Linked DNA regions of Homo sapiens: all the other regions are linked to region 2. Evidence: chromatin contacts called from ENCODE Hi-C or POLR2A ChIA-PET data. All regions are on one chromosome and are shown on one strand. The core of a region is the stretch at or near the end of the contact, and the rest is flanking DNA. Distances in the headings are between cores, read along the strand shown. Region 1 overlaps PTPRG (protein tyrosine phosphatase receptor type G). Region 2 overlaps PTPRG (protein tyrosine phosphatase receptor type G). Region 3 overlaps PTPRG (protein tyrosine phosphatase receptor type G).

Region 1 (3,487 bases), core at 126-2,625, 45 kb after region 2:
TCCTAGAAGAAAACCTAGGAAACACCATTATAAACATCAGCCTTGGAAAAGAATTTATGACTAAGTCCTCAAAAGCAATTGCAATAAAAACAAATACAGACAACTGGACCTAATTAAACTAAAGGGCTCTGCACAGCAAAAGAAAAATATCAGCAGAGTAAACAGACAACCTTCAGAATGGGAGACAATATTTGCAAATATGCATCTGACCAATATCTAATATCCAGAATCTATAAGGAATTTAAACAACTGAACAAGCAAAAAACAACCTTATTAAAAAGTAGGCATGGCAAGGCTGGGCACGGTGGCTCACGCCTGTAATCCCAGCACTTTGGGAGGTCAAGGCAGGCAGATCACTTGAGGCTAGGAGTTCAAGACTAGCCTGTTCAACATAGGGAAATCCCTCTACCCCAAAAAAAAAAAAAAAAAAAAAAAAAAACTAGCCAGGCATGGTGGTGTGTGCCTGTAGTCCCAGCTACTTGGGAAGATTTTTTTTTTCAATTCTATGATAATCTAAAAATAAAATATTCCCATTTATGAACAACAAGCCAGGCAAGAACCCTGATAACTGGCAATCAAAAGAGACTTGCATGTAAACCTTAGGTTTACCTTATGTTTGTTGGGTTTGGTACAATTCACAGGGTTCTTGCAAGGTGCTTTCCCCTTTGAAAAGGGGTCTACACATTACTTAAATGGAGAGATGCTGCTCTACAGCAAGGTCCTGAAATTCTGCTTAACATAACAGGAAAAAAAAAACTACATACAAATATTAAATATCCTTCTAGTGGGTGCTCTTAAATACTAAAAAGAAAAAAATCAGTGTCATTTCTATATCAGCATCTGAAGAGAATTAGCAAGAAGCCTTTTTGGTTTTTATAAGGCCACTTGGGAATACCTGCAAATAATAACTTTGTACCACGATTTGGAAAACAGCAGTTGAAGAGTTAACAAGTCTAAGGACAACAGACTCCTTTTTAAAAGATAACCAAGAATTTTTTTTGTAATTACGTCCTTAAAATTCCAAAAGTGAGTCACAGTTCCAAGTGATAAGTGGAATCCGATTATCATGCTAAGATTACACACAGTTCTCTTAACGAGATCCAGTCTGAATAAATAATAATTCACAGACATGAATGGTAAGATGGCTATGCTCATCTCTCAACATATCACTCACTTGGTCGGTGAGGTTCTCAAAGGGCTGGGCTGGGTTTGTAGGCAGGAGTTTCCTGGGCAGCAGAGTTTAAATGTGACTGATATCTCTGTTTCTGGTGCATGGCCAACAACGATAAACACACACACACAAATCCACAGTTGGCAACACTGGTGAGGACAGAGGCGTGGAAGCAATGCGACGCAACCCCGGTGGACTCCTAAGAAGTCTACAGTTCCCGCAGGTGTGTGCTCCGGCATCACAAACAACTTCGCTTCCGTCTGAAACTGAAACCTGAAGGGAACAAGCCTTGGAAGGAACAGAAAGCGTTCTGCTTGATCTGCACAGTCTCAGTTTTGACATTCAGAAAGCCACAGAAAGTTCTCTGGCCTCTGTTTTCATCCTTGAAATCCAGCCCTTACCAACATGCCCAGCACATGATGGTGTATTGTGGGGACTGCTTCACTCAGTCCTCTCAAAAACCTTATGAGGTTAAGTCCTTCTACTATCCGCATTATCCAGATGAGAAAATTACCCAAGTTAACCTTCAAGTCATTTGCCAAAGGTCATTCTGATAATAAGTGGGACAAGAGCCAGAATTCAAATTGTAGTCTGAGCTGCTGGATGTCACAACTAACTACCTGACCAGAGATAGGCAACTGACATGAATAATTCCATAATGCCAGGACATCTTAGTTCTGGTACAAACATAAGGATTTTTAGAATTGAAAATATTGCATATGAATATAAAAATGTGTTAGTCCGCCAACTCCACACAGAACAATGGCTAAGAGAAGACTCTCTTTCCTCCACAGCAATAAGCTATGTGGCAGAGAGGCCACACCACTCAGCAATCAGTATACTGATCACTGACATGGATGAGGACAGAGAATGGAGATTTAACCAATTGGCATAGTACCCAAGGTTGAAATGAACAAATCATATGATCAATCAAAGAATCAAAATTTCAAACTTCCAGCAAGGCGGAACCAGACTAATACCAACAGTATGAGATTTTACCAAGTAAAATACTACATGAGATTAATCAAAAAATCATCACAGTGCAGGAGCAGACAGAGCAGTGTTTCATACAAAAAAAAAGCATTTGAAACAAATGTTTAGATCAGCACTATTCATGATAGTCAAAAGTGGAAACTACCCAAATACCCATAAAGAAATGAGAGTATAAACAAAATGTGGTATATCCATAGAGTGGACTTTTATTTGTCCATAAAATAAATGAAGTATTGATACAACAAGGCTGGGCGTGGTGGCTCACGCCTGTAATCCCAGCACTTTGGGAAGCCAAGGCAGGCAGATCACTTGAGGCCGGGAGTTCGAGACCAGCCTGACCAACATGGTGAAACCCAGTCTCTACTAAAAATACAACAAAAAAAGTACTGATACAACAAGATAGATGAACCTTGAAAATATTTTGCTAAGTGAAAGAAGTCAGACACAAAAGGCCACCTATTAAATGAAATGTCCAGAATAGGCGAATTTATAAGATAGTAATTAGTAGATGCTTAGGGCTGGAGGTGTTTAACGAAAATAGGTAACTGCTAATGGGTATAAGGTTTCTTTCGGGTATAATAAAAATGTTCTAAAATAAGATCATTATACAACTCTTTGAATATATGCAAAATACTTTAAATGAGTAAACTGTATACTATATGAATTCTATCTCAATAAAGCTGTCACCAAAAGGGAAAAAAAGCAACTGGAGCATTTAGTTGTCTGTGTGTTTTCAGACAGCAATATACAGTACTTTAGACGATAGGAAAGCTAAACTGACCTTCAGGATAGCTCAAATTTAGGAAGAATTTATGCAAGAATGAAAAATGTTGTCACCATGAAGTGGTGAGCTCTCCAGTTATTAGAAGCATTCAAGCAGAGGCTATCTAACTGTTGGTCAAGAACACTACTAATTTCACAGATTCTTGGGATTTGGAAAATAAAACACACTATCAAAAAGATGTGTTTCCATTTAGGGCTGAGAGCTCTAAGGAACCATCTCTGAGATACCAAAACTCTAATATTTTTCATGGATGACATTTACGTGACTGAGGAATTAGTAAATAAATTAGAAAATGTTCAAGAGTACAAAATGTGGAGATAGGCTACCTGGAATCAAATCCATAGGCCATCTAAGCCTTAGGGAAGCAATCAGCCTAAGACTCAAGCTTTCTGTTTTGTAAAAAGAAGTCAACAATAATAATAGTATTAATAATATAGGCTAAGTGCAGTGGCTCACATGTGTAATCCCAGCACTTTGGGAGGCCAAAGCTTGAGCTCAAGAGTTTGAAACCAGCCTAGGTAACATGGTGAAACCCCACC
Region 2 (3,443 bases), core at 377-2,876:
GTTTCACATGGTCCAGTTTTGGCTCCCAAACTAAGCTGTAAATGCCCCAGGATCAGAGGCCCCCGCTTTTATGACCTGTGTTTCCCACAGCCTTGGGTAATGGACTTCCCGACTTCCCACAGTAACAACCACACTGGGCTTAGAAGCTCCTGTCAGATGTTAAGACAGAGCCCCTCTGGGCTTGGACGTGTTCCCTTTGTTTCTCTCAATATCACTGGAGTGTGGCAAATACTGGCTCAGAGAAAACCCACACAGAAATGACTATATTTTTAAAAAGGGCTGTAAATGTTCCAAACCAAAAGATGCCAAAAGAAAAATCAAAATGTATGCTCACCTCAAAAGAACAGGCAACCCGCTCCCTAATGAGCCACATACAGGCACACAGATGTGTCCCGACAGCACAGCCTGGAGGGGAGCTGGCAGCAGCATACTGATGTGGAAACAAAGGTGAGATCCCCCACCATCACCACCAGCATATACACTCCCATAGGGGAAACAGGACAAGTTGTGACCACCTTACTACTCAGAAGGCAAAACTTCTGTTGGAGCTACTCTTAAAAGTCCAGGAAACATCTCTGATAGCCTATACGAGACAAAGGAGACAACAGTGGCAAACGGAAGCATGACTCCCTCATAGCTGTTTAGTCTCCAGGGAATCTCAAACCAGTGTACAACTGCAAGACCATGTTTATGTCATGCTTGCCCTACGGTACCATGGAGCTGGGATGAAGTTACACATTTCTAAATGTTACCAATATATAGCAACACATTCTAATCACAGCCCCAAGACGATAATCACATAATTTCTACTTTGTGCATACAGGCTATTATTAAACGCCTAGACTCGAATGGGAGGTCTCCTTCATAACTAAATTTACCAAGTTTTTAAAGTGTGGTTTTATTTGCTCTGCTGCTGATGCCAAACTGTAGCCTCAAGTCTTTCACCAATGTTTTTCAAGAAGGCTTCCAATATTCAAGTGACGGTGAAGTCATAAGTCGAGAGAGAGCTCAAGCACGACAGAGAACGAAATATATCAAACGGAAGAAAGGAACACTATGTCCCATGAAAAGGAAAACAATTCAAAGGGATTTCCAGTTTAGTTTGGCTACTGCAACCATGGTTTTAGAAAAGGCCACAAACTCAAGAGTGTTCCTGAGACGGCCAAGTAACCCCAAGGATGAGGGAGCTGTTAAGTGTAGAGAGGGATTTGGCTGCTTGGTTAACTGAATAGTATGGGAACCACCTATTTCCTAAAAGGGAAAAAAACACATCCTTGACTTAGAATCGAAAATTGACCCTCCACAGAGAATTGACTACTATTTCTAGGCCAATCCACAGCAACAGCTGTTACCACTGCCTCATTTACATATCACCCATTCAGAAAACTGTCCTGAGTGACTGACGCCATTCGGCTCTGCTGGCCTTACCCAGAGTTTCCAGGTTGGGACTGCCGTCAATTATCAGCCCAGCTGTCTTCGGCCATTGTGCTGATCTTTATAGCCTGACTTTTGCAATGCTGACTGAAAAGAGCAATTCAACTTTATGGAAAATAAAAACACCTCAAAGATTCCATAATGACTCACTTTTCAGCCCAGGTGTGACATCCCTGTAATTAGTCAGCAAGACACCTTGAGCTTTGTTAGGCCTAAAACCAAATCGATTTATCTACCATAGAGGAGCTATTCATACCACGTGGAAAATTAAGGAAGGAAGAAAGAGAGAAAGAAAAGCTTTCCACTTAAGGACAATTTAGCTAATAGATCACATATGTTCAGCTTTGTCTTCCCCTTGCCTTTTTCTGGTTTTAAATTTTATTACCCTGGGGCATTTGCACAAAACAGAATCTTCTTCGTTGCTTAGGAATTAATCCGCCACTGCTGTTTATTCCTCATTTGAGTCATAATCCTCCATTTGTGACATCACAATTAGCCACTTGTGGTGATGATTATAATGTCATGAACAAAGGATTATGACTGGGAGTTGGAAACAAAACAGCAGGGTCACTGAAAGCTGGGCAAGGAAGTTCTTTTCAAATAACCATCCCCAGGAATCAAGAATTGAGGGGTGGGAAAGAAGAACAGGATAGATAAACTAATTGGAAAAAATCCACCTTTGGACAGAAATGATAAATGAACCAGTAGTTCTGACCTAGTGAAAAAACACAGAATGAAGTTACCAGCTACCTTTTTCCTCACTGGCCCACTTTATTAAAAACTTTTTTATGTTTAACTTTACAACAAATGCCTATGTCCCCATCACCCATACCCATTACTGTCAACATTTAACAGCATCTGCTATATAAGTCTCTATGCACATATTTATTCCTCAACCATTTGAGAATAGCTTGAAGATATCATGCCCCTTGGACCCCAAATACTCGAGTGAATTTCTTAAGACAAAGACATTCTCGTATATAATCATAGTAGAATTATCAAATTCAGAGAATTTAACATTGATATAATATGGTCTAACTTATAGTCCATGTTTGCAGTTCACCATTATTTCCAAAATTCATTTCTCATTACCAGTTCACTTTTTTTTTTTTTTTTTTGAGACAGGAGTCTTGCTCTGTGGCCCAGGCCCAAGTGCAGTCACACAATCTCGGCTCACTGCAACCTCTGCCTCCCAGGTTCAAGTGATTCTCCTGCCTCAGCCTCCCATATAGTTGGGATTACAGGTGTGCACCCCACGCCTGGCTAATTTTTGTATTTTTAGTAGCGAAAAGTTTTCACTATGTTGGCCAGGCTGGTCTCGATCTCTTGACCTTAAGTGATCCACCAGCTTCAGTCTCCCAAAGTGCTGGGATTACAGGAGTGAGCCACTGCGCCCGGCCACTAGTTTACTTTTCAGTCATCAAGAAAATGAAGCCAACATCTTTTTTCAATTTTCCTCCATGGTCAACAACATTACTAATCCAAAATTCAGGAGCTTAAAAAAGTTAAATCCAGAGCAAGAAAAATCATAATGGCTACTGTTTATTTGGTGCTTCCTACATGCCCATATCAAATACTTTACATGTATTATCTCATCTAAACCCTATAGAAATTCCATGGGGCATGAGTCCTTATAATCCACATTTCATAGAAGAGGAATAAAAACTACCCCAGAGAATGAAGCATATATTGGGAAATATATCAAGGTGAAACAAACGGCCGAGTCCTCTCTGTATGACAATGCTTCCTCTGAAGAGCTGAATTCATGCTGGTCCTAGCAGGCAGTCTGACATGAATAGATTACGAGATCCAGTCAACCTTCAGGACAAACTGAAAGCAGACCAATACCCCACTGTAAATGAAGGCTGCAATTAAAAATGCAGATTGCAGGGTCAAGGCTGATTGTAATGTTTCAGCATTGGATCATTACAGAATATTCCAATACACATCCTGCCTCTGAGCAAGTTTTGTGGTTGGGTGTGTGGTGGGTAGTTTCTGTGGCATTATTA
Region 3 (3,517 bases), core at 473-2,972, 51 kb before region 2:
TAATTAATAAATTAAATCTATGGTAAATTGTCTCTGCACAATGAGAAAGACTTTGTCTTTAGCACCTGTTCAGGATGGCTCTATAATCATGCATCTGTATTCAGGGACAAATATGCTTTGGGTAGAAAAATTCCAAATACACTGCTCTCTTCCTCACTCCAAGTCTGTAGGAACATTTCTTCCCCCTCAAACACAGGCCTCTCATCGGCTTTGTTTGATTCAATCAATGTAGGCCTGTCCCCGGCATTTCAAAGAAAAAAAAAAAAAAAACTCAAGGAATTGGGGTTAGTATTGCCCAGGCAACCACTTTAATGTTGCTAGTCAGAATATCCCAGGGCTACAGGTTCATTTTTGTTATCTCCATTTTTATTAGGTGTTAGATTTGCTTCCTTTCCAGCAAGAATGAGGCTGGCTTTGTTCTCTTCAATTGCAGAAAGAAATCATCAGAAGAAATATCTTGCATTTTGCTTTGCTTGAAGAGGAGTTATTAACTTGAAATAACACAATACGAGTCTCAAGGAAAATAATTTAAAAGGGCTATTACAATCTTAAATGAAGTGATTTAATTAAAAAAATTCTAACCACATAAAAATTTTCGCTAGAGCACATCAAGATGGCTAAAGCACTTATCTCTAGGTCTGTTTAAATAGCTCTAAAAGCAATTTCTTAAATTAATTATATGAGGAAAAATGTTTTGCCTTTTTGGGAAGAAGAGCTATTTAACCAAAGTCCTTTCCTGATGAAGAAACTGCAGCTATTAAAAAAGTGGGGTTTGTTTCCTTTCTCTTTTTTGGCTATGCTTTTTCAAAAACCTCCTCTGGCTCTGACCAATTATGCTATAAGATCCATCTGAAGAGTCAGACGGAAAAGCAGTTTCATGACTTTGGAAAGCTCACATTCAAAATTGAAAGTTTCAGTTCAGTATTATTCCCCCCCTCTCAATATCTATTTATATACAAGAAGCTAGGTGAAATCAATTTCAGGGAGACTTTTCAACTCTGAATATAAATCCTTTTATGACTCTGCAATACGGTCAATCAAACTTGGGATAGGAAGGAGAACAAAAAGGCAGTTTCCTTTTTTATTTTTAATAAATACACTAACGTTGAAGAGTCATTTTGTATCTTTGGGGGTTTCCCTATCAGGCAAAATTAAATGAAACGAACTCTTCCTTTGATTTATAGACAGCAAACGAGAAAGACATCGCATATGCAGTAAAATACTCTGGAACAAATTGGGACAACCGGGTGCCAAAGCCAAAGAACCGCAGATCACAGAAATCCTGGGTGAATTCTGAAAAATAAACACTCCTTTAAATATTACTTACAAAGGTTTATTAAATGGATTTGTTCTTAAATATCACCTCTGCATAATCAGTAAGTGAGTATTAAGTGAAAAGGTGAGAGAAATAGATGGTATTAGGAGCAACTGGAAACCTCCAGTTTTTCTTGCATGCCTGTCCATTCATATTCTGGTTAATCTATTCTTTGATATTTAACATAATGGAACCAAAAAGTAGGAGAGAAAAAAGCCTGCAGATTTTAGGTATTTCAGAAATCATACATGATATCTGAGGTTTATTCAAGAACCAGTGTTTCAGAAAAAGCGAGAAAGAGAAAAAGCACTTTGTAAAATGCATTTAGGAAGTTTCTCTTTAACAGTCATGCTCTAACCAGAGAGTTCTTATTAAAATAATTTACCCAAAGTGAACAGATGTTGGCTGGGCGTGGTGGCTCATGCCTGTAATCGCAGTACTTTGGAAAGCCGAGGCAGGCGGATCACTTGAGCTCAGCTTGGGAAACATGATAGACCCATCTCTACAAAAAATACAAAAATTAGCCAGGTATGGTGATATGCACCTGTAATCCCAGCTACTTGGGAGGCTGAGGTGTGAGGACCGCTTGAGCCTGGCAGGCAAAGGTTGCAGTGAGCTGAGATTACACCACTGCATTCCAGCCTGGGTACAGAGCAAGACTTTGTCTCAAAATAAAATAAAACAAAACAAAAGTGAAGAGTTGATCAATCCCAGGATGAAACAGTAGAAGGAACAGGGAAATGAGACTAAAGATATTGTGGCAGAAACAAAGATTTTTAATTTATGTTTTGGGAAGAAGTCAGGAATGCTTTTTAAAGCTCCATCTCAATGTCAAAGAAATAAATCCATTCCTAAAATTTGTCCTGCTCTGCTTTAGTTGCTAAAATTCACAAAGAAAATGAGTAATGGTGCTGGTGATAGGTAATGCTTCTTTAGCACTTACCATGTACCAGGAGGCACTGTGCTGATCTATTCAACTGAAATATCTCATGTTAACCCTCACCAGAGCTTTCTGGGATAAATGCTCTCATTATTCCCATTTTAAAAACCAGGCAATCTAGGCACAGAATGGTTAAGGACCTTGCCAAAGTCACATGGCACATGACAGAGAAATGAATACACACCCAGACACTCTAAACAGATAGAGAAACGGAAAGGAAGCTCCACTGGGACCCCCTAATTAAGTGTGAGGGGCTACAACATAGAAATGAATCATGAAGATTTAGTTATTTCACAAAATATACAGAGTATAAAGACCCAAACATGAAATACCAATATAGAACATGTTTGAACTGATACAAAGTGACCTTTGACCTGGGTTTCTCCTGGACAATTCTAATTTCATAGAATCTGTCTCAAGAACACTACTAGGTACTTAAATGCCCAACCCTGTGTCCCACAAGAAACACAGTATGTTTTTGACTGTCCTTTTAAGAGATTTCACACTGTAAAAACCCTCTAGTGGCACTAAAAATACTATAATAAAAGTGATCATTCCTGAAAATTATTACAAGGCTTGTAAAGAGAATTCTAACACTACAGCCTACACAGGAAGGCATTATGCTAACACCAACTAACTGCTGCGAAAACAATTCACTTTCTTTTAAACAGAAAAAGGGAATGTTCCACGCAGGCATATGTTCACATTTTAACTGAGCAGTGGGGATAAGAAGCACCCTTCCAAATTGTGCTGTCCGACACTGTCGCCCCTAGCTAATGCAAGATTTATTTATTTATTTATTTATTTATTTATTTATTTATTTATTTATTTATTTTGAGACGGAGTCTCGCTCTGTCACCCACGCTGGAGTGCAGTGGAGTGATCTTGGCTCACTGCAAGCTCCGCCTCTCGGGTTCATGCCATTCTCCTGCCTCAGCCTCCCGAGTAGCTGGGACTACAGGTGCTCGCCATCATGCGCGGCTAATTTTTTGTATTTTTAGTAGAGACGGGGTTTCACCGTGTTAGTGCAAGCTCCGCCTCCCGGGTTCATGCCATTCCCCTGCCTCAGCCTCCCGAGTAGCTGGGACTACAGGTGCTCGCCACCATGCCCAGCTAATTTTTTGTATTTTTAGTAGAGACAGGGTTTCACCGTGTTAGCCAGGATGGTCTCAATCTCCTGACCTCGTGATCCGCCCACCTCGGCCTCCCATAGTGCTGGGATTACAGGCATGAGCCACTGCGCCCGGCCTGCTAATACAGGA

The links. Hi-C counts contacts between places; a loop is a spot of excess contacts on that map. ChIA-PET counts read pairs that join two places held with the same protein, here RNA polymerase II (POLR2A). Pooled maps may share reads with other maps.
Region 1: a map of ascending aorta shows a loop between it and region 2 (2.3-fold over the local background). The contact joins two enhancer-like sites. A Hi-C loop is called at or near these places in 3 of 168 maps with a recorded cell type or tissue (ascending aorta, endothelial cell of hepatic sinusoid and left cardiac atrium).
Region 3: a map of sciatic nerve shows a loop between it and region 2 (16-fold over the local background). The contact joins two enhancer-like sites. A Hi-C loop is called at or near these places in 2 of 168 maps with a recorded cell type or tissue (endothelial cell of hepatic sinusoid and sciatic nerve) and 1 of 50 pooled maps. POLR2A ChIA-PET finds 5 or more read pairs at or near these places in 2 of 52 experiments (A673 and PC-9).

Annotation. Positions count from the first base shown.
Region 1 is chr3:61,635,544-61,639,030 of GRCh38, reverse strand. The region is part of intron 1 of PTPRG (protein tyrosine phosphatase receptor type G); the gene reads right to left. Among named protein-coding and RNA genes, the nearest start is that of PTPRG, 76 kb to the right of the region's middle. Within about 2 kb of position 1,375, at least 16 of the 41 ENCODE cell types and tissues checked have a DNase peak (open chromatin) inside an H3K27ac peak, as active enhancers do.
Region 2 is chr3:61,681,259-61,684,701 of GRCh38, reverse strand. The region is part of intron 1 of PTPRG (protein tyrosine phosphatase receptor type G); the gene reads right to left. LOC124906245 (a long non-coding RNA gene) reads right to left here. Exons shown (of 2, transcript XR_007095942.1): 1 at 1-3,443. Among named protein-coding and RNA genes, the nearest start is that of PTPRG, 120 kb to the right of the region's middle. Within about 2 kb of position 1,626, at least 6 of the 41 ENCODE cell types and tissues checked have a DNase peak (open chromatin) inside an H3K27ac peak, as active enhancers do.
Region 3 is chr3:61,732,283-61,735,799 of GRCh38, reverse strand. The region is part of intron 1 of PTPRG (protein tyrosine phosphatase receptor type G); the gene reads right to left. Among named protein-coding and RNA genes, the nearest start is that of PTPRG, 170 kb to the right of the region's middle. Within about 2 kb of position 1,722, at least 3 of the 41 ENCODE cell types and tissues checked have a DNase peak (open chromatin) inside an H3K27ac peak, as active enhancers do.